Linked DNA regions of Mus musculus: regions 1, 3, 4, 5 and 6 are each linked to region 2. A link is a loop called in an ENCODE intact Hi-C map of the cell type or tissue named here. Cell type or tissue: heart. All regions are shown on one strand. Region 1 has its middle 130 kb from the start of Gm34187. Region 2 has its middle 43 kb from the start of Gm46687. Region 3 has its middle 49 kb from the start of Gm26314. Region 4 has its middle 100 kb from the start of Gm14635. Region 5 has its middle 4.6 kb from the start of Gm34301. Region 6 overlaps Bcor (BCL6 interacting corepressor).

What was found. A loop is a pair of places that touch in the nucleus more often than their neighbours do. Peaks named below come from ENCODE experiments on the same cell type or tissue, not always from the same donor. Only the 100,000 strongest peaks of a DNase experiment are listed, where the experiment ranks them.
Region 1: it touches region 2 in a loop (3.0-fold over the local background); 3 of 42 quality-filtered maps call a loop at or near these places.
Region 3: a loop joins it to region 2, with 2.0 times the contacts of the local background. A loop is called at or near these places in 4 of 42 quality-filtered maps.
Region 4: it touches region 2 in a loop (4-fold over the local background); 2 of 42 quality-filtered maps call a loop at or near these places.
Region 5: it touches region 2 in a loop (6-fold over the local background); 16 of 42 quality-filtered maps call a loop at or near these places.
Region 6: a loop joins it to region 2, with 4 times the contacts of the local background. A loop is called at or near these places in 18 of 42 quality-filtered maps.

Annotation. Positions count from the first base shown.
Region 1 is chrX:11,662,882-11,666,881 of GRCm38, forward strand. No RefSeq gene overlaps it. Among named protein-coding and RNA genes, the nearest start is that of Gm34187, 130 kb to the left of the region's middle. In heart, no CTCF peak of the experiment used is centred here; DNase peaks (open chromatin) are centred at 1,590, 1,970 and 2,890; H3K4me3 peaks cover 1,898 bases; H3K27ac peaks cover 3,619 bases; H3K27me3 peaks cover 1,881 bases.
Region 2 is chrX:12,133,208-12,137,207 of GRCm38, forward strand. It overlaps a transcript of Bcor not described here. Among named protein-coding and RNA genes, the nearest start is that of Gm46687, 43 kb to the left of the region's middle. In heart, CTCF peaks have their summits at 510 and 1,537; DNase peaks (open chromatin) are centred at 1,514, 2,064, 2,384, 3,674 and 3 weaker places; H3K4me3 peaks cover 4,000 bases; H3K27ac peaks cover 4,000 bases; H3K27me3 peaks cover 3,766 bases.
Region 3 is chrX:11,799,109-11,803,108 of GRCm38, forward strand. No RefSeq gene overlaps it. Among named protein-coding and RNA genes, the nearest start is that of Gm26314, 49 kb to the right of the region's middle. In heart, a CTCF peak has its summit at 2,320 (motif pointing right); no DNase peak of the experiment used is centred here; H3K27me3 peaks cover 2,066 bases.
Region 4 is chrX:12,250,226-12,254,225 of GRCm38, forward strand. No RefSeq gene overlaps it. Among named protein-coding and RNA genes, the nearest start is that of Gm14635, 100 kb to the right of the region's middle. In heart, a CTCF peak has its summit at 2,370; DNase peaks (open chromatin) are centred at 1,816 and 2,346; H3K4me3 peaks cover 919 bases; H3K27ac peaks cover 890 bases; H3K27me3 peaks cover 274 bases.
Region 5 is chrX:12,004,751-12,008,750 of GRCm38, forward strand. No RefSeq gene overlaps it. Among named protein-coding and RNA genes, the nearest start is that of Gm34301, 4.6 kb to the left of the region's middle. In heart, no CTCF peak of the experiment used is centred here; DNase peaks (open chromatin) are centred at 1,121, 1,651, 1,821 and 2,641; H3K4me3 peaks cover 2,447 bases; H3K27ac peaks cover 3,072 bases; H3K27me3 peaks cover 3,119 bases.
Region 6 is chrX:12,075,688-12,079,687 of GRCm38, forward strand. All of the region lies in intron 1 of Bcor (BCL6 interacting corepressor), which reads right to left. Among named protein-coding and RNA genes, the nearest start is that of Bcor, 2.9 kb to the right of the region's middle. In heart, no CTCF peak of the experiment used is centred here; DNase peaks (open chromatin) are centred at 1,534 and 3,174; H3K4me3 peaks cover 3,247 bases; H3K27ac peaks cover 2,884 bases; H3K27me3 peaks cover 3,409 bases.

The sequences.
Region 1 (4,000 bases), 470 kb before region 2:
TCATGGAAGAGCTATTTGGAGCCTCCACAGAAAGGCTAGTTAAGGGTGAATTGCCTCCAGTTCACTAATAGGTCACCAACCTAATTTATTTTGTCAAAACTAGTCGCTTTGGATAGCTGTCATCCCCACTGACCAATGAGAAGGGAGCAGACGGACACAGCAAGGGTCCTGAATCCCTCTGACTATACCTTTTCTTAATTTTTGATTAAGGGGGCACCTGGGGAGTTAGTTGCGTTGAGGCCATTGGCTGGGCCTTTTCGGTGGGTGAGTGTAAGATGATTCAGGACAGGGTTTGAGGAGGTCAGCAACTGCTAGGAACCGATAACTGGGGCGTGAGGCAGGTTCTCCCTGGCATGCACATGAAGGAGGGTTCCTCTCTTCCAGCAGACATGGCCTGGCTCCTGGTGGTGCTTCACCAGAGAGGACAGAATGATCTGCATCAAGCTTCCCTGGCTAGCTCCCTCAGCCTCTGGCTTAGTGCCTGCTCTCTGAGGCAGGAGGAGGAGGAGGCCAGGGCCCCTACTGGGTATTCTCTGTGTGAAGCTAAGTAGCCTGGGAGCGGTGTGGGGGGGGGGGGACACGGGCTAGGAGGAAGACCTTGACCTCAGGAGCCCTAAACCTTGCTGACAGCAGACAGCAAGGAGGACCCTTGGGAATAGCACTTTATTGAGGGACATTTGTCTTCATTTGGGGCGGTCTACATTTCATCCCACAGGCATGCCCTGAGGCTCGAGTCTCCCTGACCCTTACCAGGACTGTTCCAGCACTGTACTGTCCCTGTGCTGGACTGAAAAGGAAGCTGCCTCTTAAAGCCTTTGGCAGCCAGGGAGACAGATGTCACCAAAGAACAATGGGCAATTCCCTGTGGCACCCCAGGAGTCTCCTAGCCTCACCCCTCCCCACCCCACCCCCAAGACAGGAGAACTAGGGCAGGGCACATTACAAACTCAGGCTCCAAACCTGGGCCCTCCTGGCTTACCGATTCTGGAAACCAAAGCTTATATCCTGCCTAATAATCTTGTATTTAATTAATGAACAAGTATCCATGGTTTTCAGAAGGCAACCTGAGGAACTAAATGTCCTCTGCGGAAGTCATTGTGACTAGCTGGGAGGTCCTAGCCTGTTTTCCCTCACACGAAAAGCCACTCCAGTGAGAAAGGCTCTGCAAAGGACAGCTGAAAATATCATAGTGAAGATTTACGCGGGTTGCGTTTTATTTTTTTTTTCCCCTGGAAAAGTCAGGATATTGAAAATGTTAGAAGGCTGCGAACTATGGCCTAGATGCTGCCACTAACCCGTGGAATTGTGAAAAAAATAATTTCGCCTCTCAAAGCCTCATTTTGCAAATATTAAAAGAAAGAGAAGCGGGGCCCGGGGGGGGGGGGTTGACCATCAGCAAGGCTAGGCGCTGCCATGCCTATACCCCCTCCCCCCAAACCCCCAACTTGGCTGTGCCAGACTAGCTCTGGGGAGGAGGGGTGTGGTGAGCAAGCAAGCCTAGAAGGCTTTGGTTAGCTTCACCGAGCTAAGCACAACCCTCCCGGCGAGGTTTCCGGAGCAATGGAGAGGGAGGCACGTGGCGTGCCCTCGCTCCAGCACTTTCTCAACGGGCAGCAACAGCTCAGGGAGGAAGGGGGTGGCTGGCACTCCGGGTGCCAAGGGTGGATGGGTCTCTAGACTTGTTGGGGTCGTGGAGCTAAAGCCGCGGGGGCGAAGGGGGCCTGGCTGCTGGGCTCGCCCGCCGCGCCCGCTCGCTGGATTCATTTCCATTTGGAGCGCGACGCCCCAGCAGCCCTTATCTCGCCGCCGCCGCCGCCGCGGCTCTGCAGGCGCGGGCGCCCAGGGCTCCCTCCCTTCCCCGCCCCTCCCCCGTCCTCCTCCCCCGCCCGCCCGCGGCCCGCGCCTTTGTCTGGCCCCGCGGCGCGCTGGGAGCCAGCAGGGCGGGTAATTGGCGGCCGGAGGAGGCGAACCGGCCGGCCAGGCCTCCTCTAATGAGCGGGCGGAGCCGCAGGGAGGGTGCGGAGCGACCGAGCCCCTAATGGCCTCGCGGTGCCCGGCCAGCCCCCTCCAAGGTCTCGGCCGGACGGGACCCGCAGCCCCAGGGTACATCCCCACCCCCATCTGGCCTCCGAGGTTCTCCAATTACCCCGCGGCCGTGCCAGGGCCTCCGGCTGCCCTCCGGGCCGCCCTGTTGTCCCCGGAGAAGTGCCAAGGACTCAACGCTCCAGGCGGAGGGGAGGGGGGTCTTTTGGGGGGCTTCATCGCGCTGCTTGGGGAACTCGGGTCGCCCACAAGTCCCCTTCTTCCCTGAGGACACGGTCACTGGTGGAGAGGGAAGATGGCGGGGGCGGCAGCGAACCCAGCTTCTCCTTAATGCTGATGAAACCCACGCGGGTTTCGAAATTAATGACACTGGATCAGAATCAGCTACGCTTGGCGGGCTCGGGCGACAGCCGGTCGGGTGGGCTTGTCTGTGTCAAAGAGTGCGGTGGGGGACTTCCTGCTGGGGAGGTGTGGAGAGTGGGGTTTCTGGTGTTAACCCCCTCTCCAAGGCCGGGAAGATGTTAACAGAAGCCCGCTGAGCTTTTAAAGGGTTGAGGGAGATGGAGGGACACAGGGAAGCTAAGCTGGTCTCCAGCTAGGTTACCCGCTTTCGAGAAGCCCGCCCAGCAGCTACAACTGACCATAAGCCCCACTGCCCCAGGATAGTGACTCCTCCTGTGGCCCAGCCTCAAACTGCCAAGAATGCCAGCAGACTGGCCCTGTGGACTTTACTCCATCCAGTTCCTACTGCCTCCAGTAAGCCCAGTTCCAACCCACTCTAGAGTATGTGAGACTCCAAGTCACGGAAGCTTCCTGTGAACAGCCGGGCTTGCAGCTAGCTTTCAGACTTGGAATGCAGGAAAAAGAAAGGCCTTAGGGACTTGTGGGTCTTCTGGGAAAGCCCCATGCTGGCCCCAGAACGACCTTAGAGAACCATCAGCAGCTGAGGGCAGTCCCGGGGGCATTCCAGCATCATTTGCCTGAAGAGAGACTGTCACCTCTCAGAGGAAGTGGGCAGTTTCTTCTGAAGACTCCCTATCTAGAACCCTTTCCCTTGGGTTTTCAAGGCAACTCTCACCAAAGTAACCAGTTGGAAGATGTCCACTTTCTATTGATTTTTTCTATTATTAAGGTACAACTTTGTAGGGACAGAAAGTGAGTGGTGGAGAGTCTTAAGCCATCCTGAGAGTCACAGTGGTATCCCTAGAACAAATAACAGGGTAGGGAGAAGAGAAAAAGCGTAACAAATTTAGTTAATTGACATTTTACATGACACAAGAGCCTTCAGATTGAAGGTCTAAATTCCCAGAGAAATCATTTGTATTTGGGTTCAGTGGAGAATGGACAGTCTTGTGGAAATGGGATCGGGCTGTCGTACTAATCGGCCGAGAGGGAAGCCAGACAAGGCTTGCTTTCTAGCATTCTCTGCCCTCAGGCTCGGTGGGGTTTGTCTGGGATGAGGAGCTTTAGGGAAGAAGGACAAAGTTCCCCTTCCAGGTTTGGCAGAGAAGGGTTCTAGTTTCTGTGGCCTTCCTAGTTCTGGAACTTCCTTCCGGGGACAAAATGGGCAGGAGATGGGCAGGAGATGAGAAGACTGGAGAAGGTCGGAGAAATGCTACTCCGGTGTCTTCTAAGCTCCCCCCACCCCACCCCCCCCGCCGCCCCCCCCCCCCGCCGCCGCAGTAGCTTCTTCAGGAGAACGGGGTGGGGGTGGGGCGGTAGGACAAGGCCCTGCCCCGGTCCTGGCCTGGCCTCTGTCGTTGAGGCACTCCCCTCAGTTCCTGGTTAGATTCTGCCCTGGCAAGAGGCCAAAAATGCCAGAAGAGAGCTTTGGCTTCTTATACGCTTTCCTCTCCGTTTACACAACCTAAGTGAGCCCCCATTGCCTGGAAGCTCCGTGGGATGTGACCCAAACAGAGAGACACACTCACACCTCATGGGTGGGACAGCTGGACTG
Region 2 (4,000 bases):
AAGTAAATGCGGAGCCTGACGCCAGGGTCAGTGGAGGGACTGTCCCCATCACCAACAAGTTGCTGGCCTTGATAACAGCTGTGGGAGGGGGAAGGGAGCCGCAGGCAGCCACGACTGAACGGTTGCGATCTAGAAAATTCAACAAGAGGCCGCCACAGTGGCGGCGGCTCCAATTAGCTGAGCCAACAGGGAAGGCAGAGAGCTAGGCAGCGGCCCTGCCGATCACGCCCCGGGCGAGCAGGCAGGAGGGGGCGCGGGGCCTCGGAGCTGCTCGCCCGGGCGGCCCTCGCTCGGCCCCTCCCGCGGGTTCTCGGAGCGCGCCTGGTGTTTACATACTGTCCTTCCGACACGGGATCAAGTTTCAGGCCGCGCTAGAGGCGCCTGGAGCGGGCCACAGGCCGGGGAGAAGGGAAGAGCTGGAGCGGGATCTAAGGCCGAGCTGTACGGCTGAAAGCCGGGGCGCTCGTGGTCACAGCTAGCGTAGCCCTCCCTCCTTGCTTGGGGTGAGAAGTCTATCGCGTAGGGTGGCAAAGACAGGTGGAGCTGCGGAGCGCTGTCCAGAGAGAGGCACCTCTGAGTCGCGAGTGGAGTCCAGGGCGCACCCGGGACTGGGGGATGGGGATAGGCTGTCTGATGGTAGCCCAAGGACTGTTTTGAATCTCACCCCGCTTCGTGAGCTCTTCACTCCTCCCCTAAACTCCTTTGACAGACTACTCGATCCAGACTCTTGTTATGGTGGTGGTGGTGGTGGGGGATCTGTGGACTGCAAAACCTCAAAATTCTAAGAGACCTCTCGCTTTTCCTTGCCCACCCTGGCCCCAGTACTGCGAAAGCCTCCGGCGAAGTGCTCGAGGATCTGGCAGCCTGAGGGTGCCCCGCGCTGTCAAGTGTGGGCAAGTGATCTCCAGCAGCAGACACACTGTAAACAGCCGAGTGTGTGCCCTCCTAGCTCGGGGTGAGAACCTCGCCTAAACACAAGTGTCCTCTCGGGCTCCCCGGAGAGACGGAGGAAAGAAAGCCCCCCCCCCCCCACCACCACACACACACACACACACACACACACACACACACTCACTCACACCAAGGCACCTGCATTCAAAAGAGAGTGTTCTGAACCTGCACAGGCGCCAGGCGCTGCTGGGAGAGGATACTCAGCCTGCCCCCCTCCCGGCTGAATACTTGCTTTGTTCCGGGAAACGGGGGAAGCATTAGGCTGCTAACCCCTGGGGAAACACAAAACTTTGAATCTCAGAAAAGGCGGTTGAATGTATTTCGAAGTTCCAGAGATCGGTCAAGGAAGGGAAAAGCAGATGGCGGGAGATCAGGAGACTTGCGAGAGAGGCCAACTGACGATGTGGGAGGAAAACAGCTCAGGGTGACCAGGCCGGAGTCTCGGGAACTCAACTCAGAGTGATGGTGCTTCGCGAGTTCCAGCGAACAGCGGGCTAGGCCAAGTGGTGCCTGCCCAGTCGGCGGCCGCGCCAGCTTCCTGCCCTGCCCAGGACCGCAGAGCAGTCAGGGACGCCACCTCTGGCTGGCTTGGTATCGCAGGAGGATGAGGGTATACAAATAAACCCCGAATCTCTGCAGCTCCCCTCCTCCATCTTCCGCAACACAGTGGACCCAGGCCAATTGGTGGGTCATCCGTTTTAGGTTTTCAACCTGGGGTGAATGGGAAAGGTTTGGTGAGCTAGCCATTACGGTTGGGTCAGTCTGAGCTATCTTAGGTCTCATTCGTTGACTGCCTGTCCCATCAACTCCCACTCCACCCTACCCAATCCGTCTCCAACTAGCTGAGGGCACCACTAGGTTAGCGATATAAGGTCTAACAGGCAAAAGGACGAATGGGTGAGACTGCCACCTCTCACTTAGCCTTCCTAACATTCAAGGGAGGGGAGGGCACCTAGGCTCTGTCCTATCCCCCGTAGGACGCTCCCCTCCGTCTCGGAAGCTCAGACTGCTAACGAGGGTTTCCCCCTTCCCCGTGGGCTCACAAGGTTTCTAACTTCCTCTAAACCTCCCTCCTCGCTCTGAAAAGCCCCGAGGAGAAGAGCAGAGAGGAAGCGAGCCGCTAGTGTGCTAAATGAAGACCATGTGTGAGGGTGGCGGCATCAGAGTGCCGCGGCCGGGGAAGGGGGTGGTGAAGGCCGGTGTGCGGCCCACGGCTGGCTCCTGGTCGAGGCAGCCAGCGCCTGGGCTTTGGGGGACGCAAAGCCGCAGCAAAGTACTGCTAGGATAGCCTGGTGGCTGGCCACCGATGAGTGTGTGTGTGTGTGTGTGTGTGTGTGTGTGTGTGTGTGTGTGTGTGTGTGTGTGTGTGTGTGTGTGCGCGCGCGCGCGCGCGCGCTTGGTGGACAGGATCTGCCGCGCCTCGGGGGGCGGGGGCGGGGGCGGAGCCCTGACTTCCTGGGCCGCAGCTGCGACCCAGGGCGCAAGAGCAAATCGTGCTCCGCGGCGGCGGTGGCTCGGGCCCGCCACGCTTGCAGCTGAAAATCAACAAAGGGAGGCGGCAGGCGAGCGGGGGAGGGGCGCGGCTGAGCGCTCGCTGGCTGCTGTGGAATAATAAAAAATAATTAATAATGATAATAAGAGAAAAAAATCTGCCGGCTTTCTGGGCACTGGGTTTCCGTGCGGCTGCAGCGGGAGGCGCGCTGTCCTTGACGCGGCCTCTCTCGCCTGGTCTGCCTGCCCCTCCCCCTCCCTTGCCCCCTCCCCTTCCTGGGAACCGGGAAGAGAAAGGTCTGCAGCTGACAAATATTATCCATTCTCCCCATCGATCGCGGAGTGTACAGATGTGAGCGCTTGATGTGCCCGCGGAGCGGCGGATCCTCCCTGCTCTCTCGCCGCCCCCCTCCTCCCCCTTTGTTCTCCTCCCCTTTCCCTCTCTTTAAATAGATTTCAGGGCGCTGCCTGTTGGAGAGCAGCTGGCGATCTCTCCAGAGAGAGAGAGAGAGAGAGAGAGAGAGAGAGAGAGAGAGAGAGAGAGAGAGAGAGAGAGAGAGAGAGAGAGAGAGAGAGAGAGAGAGAGAGAGAGAGAGAGAGAGAGAGAGAGAGAGAGAGAGAGAAGCCCGAGGTGCCCTGTCACCAGCCTCCCCCTCCCCCACCTGCCCTTCCTGCTGTGAGCCCACCTCCCCTTTTTCCAGTTTCCAAAACAGAAAACACCAGGAACACCCACGTCCACTGCATCGCGAACCTTAAAGCCTTTGGACGCTTTGCGCTGTCCCCGCGCTGTTCCTTGTTTCTGTGAGGAAAAAGAGGAAAGCGCAGGGAGGTTACATAGCGCCATGGCAGAAGATCCAAGGGTCGAGATCTTTCCTCGGCAGCAGCAGGGACAGTGACCGGGTCACGCTAAGAGAGTACAGTTTACCCATTAGGGGTAGTAGGACAAGGCAGCCTCTTTATTCCTCTTCTGCAAATGGCAGATTAAGCCGGCAGCGCTCGGCTTCAAAGGACCCCGGCGGCGTTCTGCAAAGGGTTAACCCTTCGGCCCATAATCGCAGACACGCACTCACACTCACAGGCGCTCACGGTGCGCCCTCCCCGCTCTCCAGAGAGCTGGCCACGGCCCGCAGTGCACCCGGAGCTGGGGGAGTAGCTGGGGAGGGGGGAGGGGAGGGCTTAACCAGGCCGCTCAACTGAGCCGGGGCCACCTCGCCGTCTGTCACTTAAATGATTGTCCTCCGCTCCGCTCAGTGCGGTCAGTACGGGCTGTTAACAGGCAGTTGCAATCAGTTTCCGAAAGGTCAGCCAAGGTCCTCCGGCTCTCGCAGACGGAAGGCATTACGGAACCGCTTTTGTATTTGCAGGCACTTTAGAAAACGAAGCAAGGAGGGGGCTTCACCCCAGCGCCTCCGCGGCTGGGAGCCCTGAGAGGGTCGTGAGCGGCAGGGAGAGGGAGACTGCACCCCGCGGACTGGGCTGGGCACCGAGGAAATCACCGGCCAAGTGACCTAGGCCCTTCGTGTTCCGATGGGGAAGCGGAAGGTGGGCAGGCTGTAAG
Region 3 (4,000 bases), 330 kb before region 2:
AGTTCACTCCCCAGTAGCAGGGAACAGGGGAGGAAAGAAAAGAAAAGCAGCTACATTGTGCTTAAGATGCAGGCGGGTCTCACGCTGACCATTTATGTGTGTTACCTCATTATCTCCGACTCACGTGTGGCTAAAGAAACAGACTCTAGAGGGTTTAGGAATATGCTCACAGTGCTGTGCTACTGAGGGGGTAGCTCATTTCAAAGTGCCAGTTCTTCCTCCCTTCCAGCTCAACCTATGGACACAGCAGCAACTGAGAGAAGAGGTTGGGGCAAATGAAGCCCATTGCAGGAACGCATCCATTAAATTAACAAGAGCCAGAAATCTGACTGGGTGGATGGAAGTGATCCTTCGAAGCCACCATAGGAACTTCCCATCCTGAAATCTCCTTGGTCACCAACTGTAGAGACTTGAAGCTCCTCCCAGGGGCTTGGTTTGGTTTGGTTTGGTTTGGTTTGGTTTGGTTTGGTTTGCATCCTGGGTGTGGCCCACAGAACAGGACATTTCCCCTTAGTATACATCTGCACACATGTATATAGAAAATGGAGTCCTTAGCCAGGTGTACACACACACACACACACACACACACACACACACACAGAGAGAGAGAGAGAGAGAGAGAGAGAGAGAGAGAGGCTCTTTTTGCCCCTAGAACCATCGCACACACACACATACACCCCGGCTTCCGTTGGGTGTCCCAGGAAAGAGTTCCCGATACACACACCTATCTGCAGAAGCTTAGCGATGGTGTTCTCATGAACACCTGTGAGGGAGGCAGGCCACATGAAGGGCAGAGCAAGGCATGAAACTACAGTGCAGTTGTTCACAGAGGCTTCAGCTGAGCCAACGGAATGGTCTGGAGATGCAGAGATGTCAAGAATTGAAGTACTATGACAAGTGCTTCCATGCCCCCATATAGACCAGTCGCAGAATGAATTGCTTTCCAGAAGTTAGGCGGTCAAGGCAATCAATCCAACTGCCATCAGCTAAGGGCAATTCCAAGTGGGAAGTAGAGCACTCTTCCCCCACCTTGCATCCACACCCTGTCCAGCAAGACTCCTGCTCATCTTTCCAGAGGCAACCGGAGACGGACCCATCCTTTTGAGACTGGTAGTGAGAAATGAGCACCATGGGCTCAACACTACTTCTGTATGGGGAGATGACCCCGTTTCAGAAACATGGGCTAGCTCCTTCCTATCTGGGTAGTGAGGAGTAGAAGACATAGATCCCTCTTTCCCACCTCAGCCCCAGCCTGTTCCCAGAACACACTGATGCTTCCCTTCAACAGCTGAGTGGATGGATGCTGCCTGGGAGGTGCCAGCAAGCTGGTGGGAATGTTCCAGCAGGCCCGTGGGAATGTTGCAGCTTCCACGATTTCCTCTCTGTCAGTGCCTCAAAGTGTCTACAGGGCTATACCAATGACAGGCAAGCACAAGAAAAGCTGGTTTCTACAGCCAACCTGGCAATCTCTCCTGGGCTCAGGCCAGGAAAGTCCCACCCTTGTTCCCTTCTCTGCCCATCGTACTGCTGCATGTCCATTTCTTAGCTACGAGAAGCAACTGCATTTAGAGCCCTCCGTGCCAGGGAAAGCCCAATGCCATTGCCAACCACACTACATCGCCGTTCTTCTGAAGGAAATTACTATTGATCCCACGGCTCTCCTCCCCATGCTGTTTGCCGGGGACAGCCAAGGATTCCCGTGCCAGCTGGGCTCCCACACGGCTCAACTGTTCCTGTACCAGATGGCCAGACCAACACCCTCTGGCTGCCGCACGCTCCCTGGGAGACGAGGCTCTGACGTCTCTCAGCCTGGCTTTTCATGCGAGAGGACAAGGACGATGGGTTAGGGATAACAGGGCCAATCAGGTTATTCTAAAATCCCTGCATTTCCAAACCCTAGCGATTATCAGCATAACCAACAAGGCAGGAAAACTTATTCCATAGCCTTCACTTTTGCCGGTCTTTTGACAAACATAAGTTAAAAGCCTCCTTGGCTTGGGGATGCAAAAACATAGAACCTAGTCCTGACCTTCAAACAAGTTGCAATCTACTAGGTACAGATTGGATGACTGACTGCATCTTTATTGATCAAACAAGGGCACTTCTGAGACTATGAAGTGGGTGCTACTCAGAGTTAATCCAGTGTAATGAGCTAAAGTAGGGTTTGTTCCAGGCAAACCAAGATGTTTAGTCTTCCCAAATGGTCATGGCATGACCAAAGTTGGGGAGTGAGGATTGGGGGGGCGGTCTTGAGGGGGGATATGGTGCTGTTTGGTGGTGCCACAAGGTGGCGCAACTGAAATGCCAGCTTTGCCTTGCCTTTGTTTTCTACCTTGACGAAAACTTTCCATGACCATCCAGCCAATACAACCCATCCACATGTGCTGGAGCCTTAGGATGCTGATTTAGAAGAGCCAATCACTAAATTTTCTGAAAACTTGCAAGTCAGTTGTTGAACACACCATTAATATAACTTAAAATAAATTAAATACAAATAATGAAAACTTGAAATGGGGTAAATCGTATTCGAAGCAAATTCTGCACATTCACATCTTCCTACCTTGCCACAGCCTACAAGTCTTTTCGCCACGGAGTCCCTGTAGTCTAGTCTGTGTGGAAGTACTCTGCAATGCTGAGTAGCCTCTTCGTGCCTCCCGGCCCCTCCCCCCGCAGCTCACTGTCAGCGCATCATGTGGGAAGCTCCAGGCTAGCTGTGGTGGGAATATTTACACCACGGCGATCAGCAGATGCTACAAATCAAGGCTTGGGTGGGGGCAGGGAGCCCGTTGTTCAGCATTTACCATCCCATCACTGGGACCGTTATTTAAGTTCCATAATTTATGTGGCTGACTTCATATGCCATGAAGAGGTCTATCAGATTCTGAGAAATTATAGTGTCTCCTTGTCTACTCCCAAACTCAGGAAGTTGAGAAAGGTCTGTTTCTCCCATAACCTCTCTGAATATTCAGAAAAAGGGGAATCCACAGAGACGACCCAGTAATGCCCAGTGACATGGCAAGCCGGAGCAAGAGGAAGTCCAAGCCAAAAGAAGATAGAAAACATATCCCCCACCCCTCAACCTTTACATGTGCACAATCAAATGAACCAATAGAAACTCAAGGTAGACTCTCATCTGTGATTGGAGAGATGGCTGGCAGGAGGAGGAGGCATCTGGAATGGATGGCACATAACAAGAGAGTCAGAGGTGTGTGTGGGGGTGGGGGCACAGATAAGGAAACACAAGGCTGAGAGGAAGCACCGTGGGATAAATAGGAAACATCTAGAGACCAGAGCAGCTGGCCCACCTTGAGAGAGAACTCTAAGTGAGCGTTGGGGTGGGCAGGGAGACATAGCCACTGGCAAACTTGCTGCCCAGATGGGGAAACAAAAGCTCCAATATCTAACTCCTCCTACTGGTCGGATGGTGCCTCCCATTGGCCAAACCCCACAGGAAGCCAATGGCCCCGGCCCTGGGATCCAATTAAGGATCAACCTACTCCACTCAGAACAGGGTACAGAAACATAACTGGGATGAGGGAAAGTGGAACAGATTTGCCCAGCCAGCTTGGTTCTGCCCTCAATCACTAGGCTCCAAGAGGACACGCCTGGGACCACTCACTTGTATGAGGCCTGGCCTGGGGTGGCAGAGCAAACCACAGACTGGCTGTGAGCCCAGAAGCAGGCAGGCCATGTGGCCTGGCAATGCTGTATGGAAGTGTTTGAGGAGACTGTCCAAGCCCAGCTAACCAGTCGCTCTGCACATGCCTGTTCCCAGCTTTCCATGAGCCCATGATGATGTCTGTGCACAGGTGAAGGTTTCACCTGAATACTAATAACTTCAGGGTCTGGACCTTGCACGATCCCCTTCTGGAAGTAATTTGTACCTTCAAACTACTTTTCTTTAAAATAAACAAATAAATAAATAAAATAAAAGCACAAAACCTGTATTAGTTTTAGGCTCCCACACTTGGATCTTCGCAGCCAACTATAAACAAGGAAC
Region 4 (4,000 bases), 120 kb after region 2:
TAACTCCTTGGGACCTCAGCTTCCTTAGCTGTAAAATGGAGGTGTGGTATCAGGTCCTCCACCTCCTTTCTAACCCTGTGCTATGAAGCCTTCTTACTCCGAAGGATGGAAATCTAAAAACTACATCTCCCAGACACCTTTGCAGCTGGGGCTGCGGATGAGAATTCAATTTTGACAATTAGATACATTTGTGTGAGGTTTGGAAGGAAGGCATGAAGCAGACTGTCTTCGGCTCTGGCTGCAGTCGCTGGACACACTGTGTGGTTGGGGGTAGGGGGAGGGTATGTGGGGTTATGTGTGACAATATTTTGGCAATTGCTCAGCCGCTGATTCTTGTGGGTAGAGGCACAGGCTCTTGTGGCTCTTGAGAAAGGCCGTGGTGGCATGGGATCCTAATCATTAGATCTCAGCTGCAATCTGCAATCAGTGCAGCTCCCGCCCCCACCCCACCCCCCAACTCCCCTGCTTCTCACTTTCCTGCTAGTGGCAGAGAGGGCGGCAATCTTGGGGACCAATTCAATGGTAGTGTCTTGTGAGTTCAGAGACTGTTCCTCTCGGGCCTTCCAGGAATTTTGTGAGCACCTAATTTCCTGGAGTAATTTCCTATTCTTGCTTAAAATAGCTGGAAACATTCTCTGTTCCCTGCAATTGGATTCTAGCTGCGGGAGTTGATGACACTCCACGCTTGTGGGCCGGGTGTTGATGGAATGCTGTGGGCTAGTGGGCGCTGCCTAGTACACTGTTTATAAGGCCCTTGCAGACTGCTGGCAGTTTCCAAGAAAGGGTATGTCCGTTTGCACCCAGGACTAGCTGTGAGTGGAAGCCACCTCACATTTTACCAGCTCCTAGTCCTAGTTTTACATAGAGTTACTGGGGCAGAAAGCAGCCTGAGAGACTTCCGATTATTCCTGTGGGTCATCTGCGTCCTCAAGGCTGAACTGGTGTTTGCTTGTTTGGGAGCGAGAATCCCACCTCTTTGCAGAGTGATGACTGGCACCACAGAGGTGCCACAAACACCTGGGAAGAGAGAAAGTCAGCTGCCAAAGGCCACTCCCAGCCCCGTGCCCACCATGGACACTAGGATTACTACCTCCCTATTAATTGGTTATATTTGTGAAGCCTTCTCTTCTGTCCCTCTGCCAGCAAGTTTGAAGATCGACCTGAAGACAGATCTCTTTCTCTGGGGAATGACGAACATGCTCACTGCTGTGGGATGGGCATTTAAGAGTTTTCAGAGAAGCTAGCCTGTGGTATTTTGCCTGTAATCTGAATAGTAGCCATATTTGAGGCTAGGCTGGGCTACTTGAGACTCTGGTCTTAAGGGAACTAAACCAAAGTTTCCAGAGAAAAACCTGGAAAGAAAGGCAATTTTGTCCCGGAATTACCCGGGGGTTGTGTGTGTGTGTGTGTGTGTGTGTGTGTGTGTGTGTGGTGGATTTCAAAACCCAATGGTAGGTTTGGAGCCGCAGTCTCAGCCCAGGGGCTCTGGGGGCTCTGCTAGCCACTGAGGGAGGAGCAGAAAGTCTTTAGGGTCAGAGAAAAACAGAGCTGTGTGGAGTCTTCGAGCCCCACCAAGCTCTGGACAGATTGCTCCTTCCCCTCAAGGCTCAAATCTTTCAACTCTCCCCTTCACTACTCTCTTGGACCCAAACCTTTCAACTCTTCTCCCTCTCGGCTGGCTCGAATCCACCCAGCTTTCTTCCACACAATGGAAACTCATTGTGAAGTGACGGGCCTGGCAGGTGGCTCTCAGATCCCCCAGCTGGGTGGAAGCCGGATTGGGCTTGGCTTCCAGAACAATCCAGGATCTTCGCGGGGCTGGAAGATGAGTGGGAGGGATAAAGTGTTCCAGTGGCTTTCACCAGCCCCAGTCAACTGTGAGACCAGAGGAGGAGAGAGGGGGCAGATAAAGGCAGCTTTCTCCGGGCGTGCCCAGTTGGAGCTGGTGCGGTTTGAAGTTTTGTGTGGTTTGGCAAAGTTCCTTTTTTTTTTTTTTTTTTTTTTTTTTTTTTTGCTGTTTCGAAACTGCAGCAGTACACAGTGGCAAAGGTCACTGGACACCACAAGCTACCCCTGAAATGCAGGAGGTGGCGGGTCTTGTCAGGCGCATGTCCCAGGATACCAGGGCAAAGAGAGGCCAGGCAGGTCCTGGCCACACATCGAACTCCCAGGTCGCGCTTGAGAAAAAAAAAAAAAAAAAAAAAAGCCACCTCCCGGAAGGCAAGCGAGACAACGCTTTGGCTCTGGCGAGCTGAGCCGCTGCTGGCTGGGTGGCTCAACACAGCTAACTGGAAAGACGAACCTTCGCATTCGGATTCCATCTTTGGCCTCAAGGAGAAAGAGCGACGCTGGGGACACCGCCTGGAGCCTGCGCGCATAGCACCGGACGGCTCTTCCTCCCACCCCAGGCTTCCCGTTTAACCTTTAAAGTGCCGGAAAAATCTGCAGCCCAAGCGGGCTAGCCTTCCACCCGCTGAGGAGATACGGGTTCTCTGGAATTGGGCGTGGCAAGGCGGAGGTCACTGCAAAATAGAATCGGACACTCGTGCTGCTTGGGAGGGGAGACTAGGGAGTCTGGCAGGTCCCAGCGGGCTCACACCCTCCCAGGACCTTCCTGCCTCCGCTGAAGGTGGGGACTGAGAAGGAGGCAAGCGTGGAGAAAAGGACGTGGGAAGACACTGGTCACGGAGGAGACTATTTTTAGTCTTTGCTACAGCTGCGTGCGTTTCTCTGACGAACTAGTCAGGGACAATTCTCCTGGCTGAAAACAGTGTAAACTTTCCACGGGGAGTGGGGGTGGGGGTGGAGGGCAGTGTGGAGGTGACACAGGAGGGGTGGGGAGAGAGGTGGTTGGTGGTGCAGGAAAGGGACAGAGAGGGGGAAATCCCCGAATATTCCTCACAGACTTGACAGGAACACCAGAATCTCTCCTTGATAGAACAAGGTCCTCCAGCCTCCTCACCCCAAAGAGAGCTCAGCTTTCACCATAGATCTTCAAGGTGGGCACCCTCCCCCTTTTGTTTAATATCTTGGAGACCACACAGGCAAGATTGGGGACTTGTTCATCATGCCTTCTAACTGGGGACAATGCCTCCTGGGTGGCATCAGTCACAATCCAATCATTAAACAAATAACAAAGATCTCAAACAGGAAAATAGAAGTGGGGGAGGATCTAGAGCTAGATTCTTGGAGGGAAGGCTGTGTGTCCTGGTTATCTAGGTCAGTAGTGCCCACAGTGTGGTTCCAGGATCCCTCTGATAATCAGGGCCCTGAGATCCAGGACCTCTGAAAAGGCTTTTGTGATTACAAACCTAGGGGAGGCTGGGTTTTCATTAATCTAAGGCGACATGTCAGTACCCCAACTTAGTGGATGCTCCAGCAGCTGTCAAGAAGAGAGAGAGAGAGAGAGAGAGAAAGAAAGAAAGAAAGAAAGAAAGAAAGAGGAAAGATGCTTGCCACCACCGAGTCTGAGGACCTGAGTTCTTTCCACGCACGGGACTCCCATGGTGGAGGGGGAAAATCATCTTCCACAGGTTATCTCCTGACTGCCGGGGCACGTGAGCACAAACATACATATAACATTTATATGTCATTTACATTATATGCATGGGTGTTTTGCCTGCGTATGAGGTGACCAGAGGGTGTTCCATCCCTTGGGAATGGAATTACAGATAGTTGTAAGCTGCCATGTGGGTGTTGTGACTTGAACCCTGGGTCCTCTGGAAGAGCAGACAGCCATCTCTCCAGCTCCCATAAATGCAATTTTTAGAATTAAGAAGGGAAATGGAGCCGGGCCATGGTGTCACACGCCTTTAATCCCAGCACTCGGGAGGCAGAGGCAGGCAGATTTATGAGTTCGAGGCCAGCCTGGTCTACAGAGTGAGTTCCAGGACAGCCAGGGCTACACAGAGAAACCCTGTCTCGAAAAACCAAAAAAAAAAAAAAAAAAAAAAAGGGAAACGTTCAGGAGCTGGAATCTAGACTGATGCCAGAAGGTTAC
Region 5 (4,000 bases), 130 kb before region 2:
GAACAATGGAGACCTTGCCAAAGGTCCCCTTTTATAGACCCCCCCAACTTCCCCCTGGTCCGGTTAGGTGATGGTGGTAGGGCACTAGTACGCTGTGACTTTTGGCTCAGAGAATGGAGAGGGAGAGGGTGTCCCCAGGGATCAAGGTTAGGATCCTGTCCTGAGATTAATGCTGCCAGGAATCCCTCTGCCACCAGCTGCGGAGGCTAAGTGGAAGCGCTAAACAAACAGAGGGCAAAGGGACGATGTTGTTCCAGGCTAAGGAGGGCCTTCTCTTGAGCTTTCCCAACTCACCTCTCCTAAATCTCAGATGGAAAGAAGGTAGCCAACTACCTGAGTCACCTCCAACTCTTCACTTCCTATCTAGGCCCACATACAGACATCGTCCTCACGTGTGTGTTGGAGGCCAGGCCTCCCACCTAGACAGTGTGAGTGTGAGCATCAAAGCAGAGCAAACCCTCGATGACGAAAAGCAGTCTTGGGACCCACGGTGCCTTCCTTGCCCTGTCTTTTATGTACTTCCTTGGGAAACTGAACACCCTTAAAGAGGCGGCGAGATGGAGACCTTTGCAAGGTGTTAACTGATTGATGCAATGGCTTCTGCTCTGGTATGAGCCAATGGTTCCAGTCCCCCGCCCGGTGACCTTGAGAAAGTCAGGGATCTACCCCAAACGCTTGGGATTTTCCCACCCCTAGAGGCCAGCCCTTTATCTCAGCCTCTCAGGCTTTTTGGCCACCCAGCTTTGTCCGGCTAGGCTGGCTAGCCTGCTCTGGGAGGAGGTACGGGAGTGGGGTGGGAGGGATGAAAAAACACCAAAGGCTTCACCCACACCCTTGCACCCCCTTCCTCGCCCGGGGCCCCTCGGCCAGTGCTCTAGCCGCCCGGTGTTGCCAAACCCTCACTGGGCAGGGTTGCGGGGTGAGGCTTTGGGAACAGGGCTTGAGCTAGAGAAGATGAGGAAAACAAGTGAAACGGGAGGGGCGGGGTGGGGTGACGGCTCATAAATCAACTGGCTCCACCCCCAGCCCTCAGAGCTGAGGCGCCTCAGCCCCGCAGGGAAGAGGAGGGTCACTCGACCACTCCTGGACGACCTCTGAGCTTTCCCTGAGCCATCGCCCCACCCTAGGCTCAGGCCGCCGTAAGACCAGCTCCTGGCCCAGATCGTAAACCGCCCGCCGGATTCGGCGGGAAGCCGCCCTTGGACGCAGCGCTCATCCGCCCAAGGGGAAGTTTATTTATAGCTTGTAAAACGTAAAGGAAACCAGACTTCGCTAGCTTGCGGAGCCTGGGCGCCTTCGATCCCCACCTGCCCACCAAGAGGGCTCAGCAGGGGGTCTGGAAAGTGGGGTGGCTTCTAGTCCTCCCCCTACTCTGCACCCAAAGGAGAAGGGAACCTTCTTCTGTTGCTGCCCAGGCTTAAATTCCCTCTCAGCGTGCTTAAGCAGGGCGCTTGATGCCACAGAGAGAGGAGGCCAGGGCCTGGGCCCTGTGTGGTTAGTGTAAAGGAGACTGAGCTGGCCCACTTGGCACGCACGCCCGGGCAGGCCAGGCAGCGCTGTGCGGGATTCCACAGCTTCCGCTCCCGACAGGGGGAAGTCCCAGAGTGCCAGGAAGCCTTGGAGTGGGTGCTCCCGGAGCCTCTCCTTGGAAAGCAAGGATGCTGTCCCCGTTCCTGCTGCGCACGTGTCTTCAGCAGAGCAGGCGAGCGCTGTGCGCCTGGGGCTGCGATCCGCGGGTGACAGCGGTTGAGAGCGCGCCCTCTCCACTTCACACCCCCGCCGTCGCCTCCTCCCCAGGGGAAGCTCCTCGCTCCGGGGTGCGCTCGGGGCAGGAGCCAGAAAAAAACGAAAAGTGCCGAGAAGACGAGGACGAAAACCGATAAAGAGCTCAGCCGAGCTCTTCAAGATACCCGCGAGTCCCCATTACTCACAACCCACCCGGGCAGCCCTTCCCAGTCCCGATGGAGTGCACCCTGCCTTGGTCAGGGAGGTGTGTGTGTGTGTGTGTGTGTGTGTGTGTGTGTACGCGCGCGCGCCCAATCGCCGGGACGGCAGTTGCGAAACAGGCTCTTGGCTGCAGCGCGGCATAATGGAGGTGGCTGGAACAATGCGCGCTTTGTGCGCGCTGGTTGTTTTCTACCCGCCTCGCCCCCCTCGCTCGGGCCGTATGGCACTTTAATCCCTACCACGGCTAGGCACAAATGCACTTGTGTCCTGTGGGTCACCGGGGGCCGTGCGGCTGGAGCTGTCCCCACCCCTCCCCCGCCGAGCCCACGGCCCGCTTGCCCAGTCTTCCTTCCTGCACCCACCTCCCCCCACCCCACCCCCGCGCGCCACCACTTCAATTCCCGGCGTGGGCCGCTCAGCCGGCTTTGGAAGCTTCCGGGCCCGCCGGCCACTTTTATTTTCCAGGCAGACGGCCCTCCCCACCCCCCCGGCGAGCACGCGCGCGCGCGCACACACGTGGAGCGCAGGCCTCCCACTTGCGGCCCTCCCTCGGCTCGCCCCGCCCGCCCGCCCGCTCGCTCCCGCCCGGCGCTCCGGACTCCTGCGAACAATAGTAAATGTCAACAGATTCCGCGCGGCGAGTGTCTGACTCGGCCGAGATAAGGGTGCGCGGTTGGCCCTGAGCTCCGCGACACCGCGGGGGGAGGCCACCCTGACCCTAGCTGGAAAGAACCGGCTGTGATGAAGCCGGTGTCGAGGGATGGAGGGCAGGAGGGGAGAGCCCCAGCCTCAGCCCCGGGAGGAGAGGCGCTTAGACGCCAGGCCTTGCCCCACCCCCACCCCGCCTAACTCTGTGCTGCTGGGCAGCCTAGGGGCCCGGTGGAAAGCCACGTGCTAGATGTCAGCCCACGGCTCGGATCTCCAGAGGACGCAGGGAAAAGGCAGGTGTGGAGGTGAAGACTCGGACAGTTTTCCACCTCCGGGGAGCCGGCACCCGAAACATGGAAAGGATCTCAGTCCTTGTCTCCTGAAACTCACTAAAATGTTTTTTTTTTTTTAAGCTCACACAACACTTGCAGTCCTCCCCCTCAATCGTCCGCAACCCACCACCCGAGTTAAAAATTCGCAAATTGATTCCCACGCGTTAGTATTAATGGGTTGTTCCTCTTAAATTGTTGCCAACTTTGCTAATGGATTATTATTTAAATTTCTTTTTTATAAAGTACGTGTTGTTTTATAGATGCGTATTTACTTAAAGAAATCAACTGCATCTATTAACATATTAAAGAGAGAATAAAGCACGGGGCCGGTGTAATGTGCTGTTCAGCCTTACTTTGGGTGCTGCGAAGATAGGAAAATCTTATTTGTTTAATAATAAGTCACTCATGAATATGCAAATGACATCGTTGCAGTACCTCACTTCTGTCACTATTAATGAGTTGCAAATTAATGTGACAACAAAAGGAAAATCTATTTAGTGGAGGAACTCAGGTTCCTACCTGGGGAGATCACCAGCAGGCCTGGAACTTCCATAGTGTAGATGGAAAGGACCGGGGATGGACACCTCACCCAGCCTTTTCCTGAAGCTACCACTATTGTTTAGACCCACGGACCTGCTTTGTCAATAGCCCCTTAAAATTCCAGCTCCAGGCCAGGGGAAGAATGGTTGCTCCAGGGTAATTAGGGCCAAGTGTGATTAATGGAAATCAGCCCACAGTTTGGAGTAAAGCAATTGGTGAAGCAGATTGGGAAGTGAGGGAGGGGTCCTCTCTCCACCCAGTTTCAAGATTCCCCGAAGCCTTTATTGGCCTCTGTTGTTTGGGATAGGGACAAATTGGGCCTGGGGTGCTCCGATCCCAGGTGGATCACAGGTACTGAGAGAGCAGCCCATGCTCTTGCGCTTGCCTCTTGGGCTTGGTTTTTTACAAGGCGGCTTTGCTGACAGATTTAAGAGCAGATCAGCTTCTTCCTGCCAACCTACTATCCAGTGGCTACAGACTGAAGTCTGCCTGTCTTCCACCGACCTTCCACTCTCCTGGCCTCCACATCAGAG
Region 6 (4,000 bases), 58 kb before region 2:
GTATGCATATGCGTGCCTTTTGTGCTTTCCCAAGTGACCCTCTTTACTTCTTTAAATGGGTTTTGTCTTTGCAACACATGGAAACTCTGCCCCACTTTCCAGTTTCATGACATCTACAGTTTTTCTTTTAGAATACCACTATACATGGTCTACATTTACATACCCGTGTTTACTCTGCTCTTGTCCAGTTCTTTATCTCCTGGGCATCTCTTCTACTAGGACATTGGGACCAAAGTCTCTAGATTTGTCCCAGCACTTGTCATTCAGAGATACATCTTAATCTGAGATTCCCTTTCTACTGCTTAGGTTCTTTGGCTAGCCATATAATGAAGTTCATTTCCTGGCCTGACCAGCATGGCTTTGCAGTTTAAATGTAAACAGAGGAACCTTAGGCCACACATTTTTAAGGGGGAAAGGAGGGAGGGAATAAGTTAATTCTATATAGGGGAACCTACCTATCAATATCCAGCCCCGAATAGAACTAGACTAACTTATGGTGAGCTGCAGTAAATTTTAGGTCATCGATACACGAATGATAGAATTTTTTTTTAAGTGTCCAGACCATCTCCAATTTGGATTGTCTCTCCCACATGTCTGATTATAACTATTCACAAGTTCGTGGTTAAGTATTTATGGACAACTCAAGGAATGCTGTGTTCTGCCACCAATACATACATGCTGTATTTGCTGGCCTGGCATCTCAGGCTGGGGGGGGGGGCTTTAATCTGGAGGCGTCTGGGTCAGAGAGACCTTCTCTCACTTTGAGTATCCCCCTACATGCTTCAGGTCCCCATTGGAAACAGAGAGGTCTATATAGTCTGCTCAGAAACTCAGATTCTTAGGCGAGGGTGCCCATTTTGAGGTCAAAGTTCCCAGAATCAGGAGTACTAGGTCAAGCTAGTACTCTGTCGAGCAGCTGCATTCGATTTGTGAAAGAATGGGCGGATGCACACAGAAGAGAAAGGAAAACACGAGTGGGTCTAGAACCCAGGCCCCCACCCCGCAGACCACTCTAATAAGTCACTTTTACAAGACTCATTGTCCCTCCCCCCATTAAACTATTTACCGCACTTAAAGGGTTAAGAGACACCCCCTCAATCTGCCTTCCACCCGGCAAGCAAGCCCGGCTTGCTGGGTCGGCAGGCTAGCTTTAGCTTGCTAGCTCACAGCTCTCCGGAGTCGGCTGCCGACTCCACTGCCCCCCACCCCCCGTCCTTCAGCCGGGAGGGAGTCTGCATGCCTGTCTAGACCGATCTATCACCCGCACACCAACAACACCCGCGAGAGCGCGGAGACCCTGCTCAGGTCCCCCTGGCCCGCACGGTTCACAGCGGAAGGAGTCCAGCGAGCGTGACGGCGCCTGCGGGGTAGGAGGTGAGGGTCCAATAAGAATCTGGCCGACCCGAGCACCCTGCTAGTCTTCCCCAGACCCTACCCCTTGCGCTCGCATCAGCCCGGCTACCCGGGCACTGTCACAGCTCTGCGCGCTGGGCAGTCCTATTTTTATCTTGTCTAATCCCAAACTGGGCGGGGAGCACAGGCGTCGTGCTTAGAGAACAAGAGATAGGCGAGGGAGGCGGGGAGGAGCAGCCAGGCAGCAAAGCGAGCTAGAGCGAGTTAAAGACACAGTGGAGGCGGCCGCGAGCAGGAAGAAAGAGCGGGCTGTGGGGACCTCGCGGCGGCGCACGCAACACACGGCCCTGCGAAGTTGTTCTGGCCTGCCCGCTGTCCCTCACTGACCACCCCTCCCCACTTCCCAGCGGCACTCTCCGCAGCAGGGACCGCGGGGGCCCGGGCTGTGTGGGAGGCGGAGGCCAGGCCGGCCCTGCAAAGGGCTGGAAAGAATCGCTAATGAGCTGTGCGGCCCATTGATCCAGAGAACACTTCCTAATTAACTCTCAGTCACCTACTGGTGACAGCGCCTCAAAGGAGAGAGCTGGGGCCGATCGAGCCCCAGTCCAGACCTACCCGCCCAGCGCCTGGTGACCGAAACCCGCGTGATCCCCTAACCACCGCAGGCAATTCGCGTACGTGGTGGTGTACTCCGCACACTAAAGGCCAGCCTCAGATTAAACCTGGACGGCATATTAATCATCCCGGCTCCGCGTAGGTCTACACGACACAATTCAATCCCAAATAAACACCAGAGGCGACACTGCAACCCAGACCAGGTAACTAGTCGGGGATGGAGTGGGAAAGGTCGAGAAGAGAGTATTCCCCCCAAGAGTCCACATATAGGTGTCTCTGAGGTCGACAATTGAAATACCTTCCACACAAGCAATTCTGTTAGCAAAATCCAGTACCGTGTACAGGTCGGTCTCTCCCGGTGGTGGTGTCCGTTTCCAATGCCACAGAAGTGTCAGATGGCTAGAAATACCCAAGTCTGTCTGCTCACCACCCACCACCTTCTGGGGTGGGCTATTTCCTCATTTTTTTTCCTCCCGGTCCATTTTAAAGTATTTTTTTTCCGTCCAAGGAACTAACCTTAGAACCAAATAGCAGTACTCATCCCTAGCATTCTCTCAATAAGGGTGCGCAGGGAGGGGGTTACAGTTAAAACCCCGGTCTGTCTAGTCTAGACGCAACCAGGCAGGACGAATACCTATTTGAGGCGCGCTGGTTTCTTTTTAAGGTTTGTTTTTAAATAAACATAACCCTCCTCCAGTTCCTTCTTCGCTTTTCTATTCCCCCAACCCCCACCCTTTAGACGCCGGCGGCGCGCGTCTTCGCGCGCGGGTATTCAGAGTCTAGCTGGAGGTCGCAGACTTTCTGGAAAAGATTCATTAACAGCAAATTAAGCCTGGCTCGGCCTCGGCCTACAAGGGGACAGGTTCGGTCGTCTTCGGGACGTGGGTACGTGTTCCATTGAGCCGCCGGGCAGCCAGAAGTCCGCCGGGACTACACGTGCCACGAGCCGCCCTACTCCGTTCAGGGCGCTCGGAGGCTCTCTTCGAAAATAGCAGGCTCTCTTCGCCGCAGCCCGCAGCCCCCGAGTTTGTGGCGGCTCCGTAGCGCAGCCTCCCGCCTGCTTCAAGCGCTGGCCCTGTGCCGCCTCGCCCTCCCCGCCTCAGCCGAGGATCGCGCCCGGTGCGCGAGTTCCTCTTCGCCTGGAGCCTCCGCGTCGCCCTCCCTCCGAGTGGGACCAACTTCCCGGGGCCGCAGACTTTCACACGCCCATCGGGGCTTCCCACCAGGCTCCGTACAGCCAAGCGGAGAGCCGAGGGCTCTGCTCGCTCCCCCACGCCGTCCCTAAACAAGCAGTCTACAAGGGCTCCAGGAGGCTCCGAACTTAAAACCTGCCTTGGGACGCCTCCCGAAGGGAAGGGATGGAGGTGGGGGGGGTCGAATTAGAATCTTAAAAGAACATTTACAAAACAATGCATCTGACCTGACGGGTCGCCGGACTGGCCCATTCCGAATCTCCGGCTCTCCGCTGTTTCCTAGTAGGCCCCCCCCCCCGCCCCCGTTATTCCACGTGATTCACGCTTTGGGGCAAGCCAAGGAAAAACCCGGGACTCCCCTCCGGAGTTGAGCGACGACGGCAGGTCGAGCTCGGCTCGGTCCGAGGCGCCCGCCGCACACACTAGCGCACGCTCAAGCCGGCGTTCCACTCGGAGGCACCGCCGGGCCCCAGGAGAGGCCAGACGAAGCGGCGGCGGCTGGGGGTTTTTACAGTTCTTTTCCGAGTCGAAAAAGAAAGCAGACGGGAACCCGCCGCCCTCCCCTTCCTGCTAGCGAGGTAACGCCGAGACGAGGTTCCCAGCTTCCAGCCCAGCACCCCCCCCCCCGCCTGACTCCCGACGCTCGGCGACGACCGCGCTCCCGCGCAGACACACAGAGGCTGCAAACTTCCACTCGTTCAACTCCCGATCCTCCCAACCCCTCGGGAGGCGGCAGGTCCTCCGTCGAGTCCCTCCCTCCCTGGTGCCCATGCGGGGGCCGCTTAGGTTGGCTGCATTTTTAATAACTTGCAGCTCTGATGTAAAACCGAAAGCGAGCA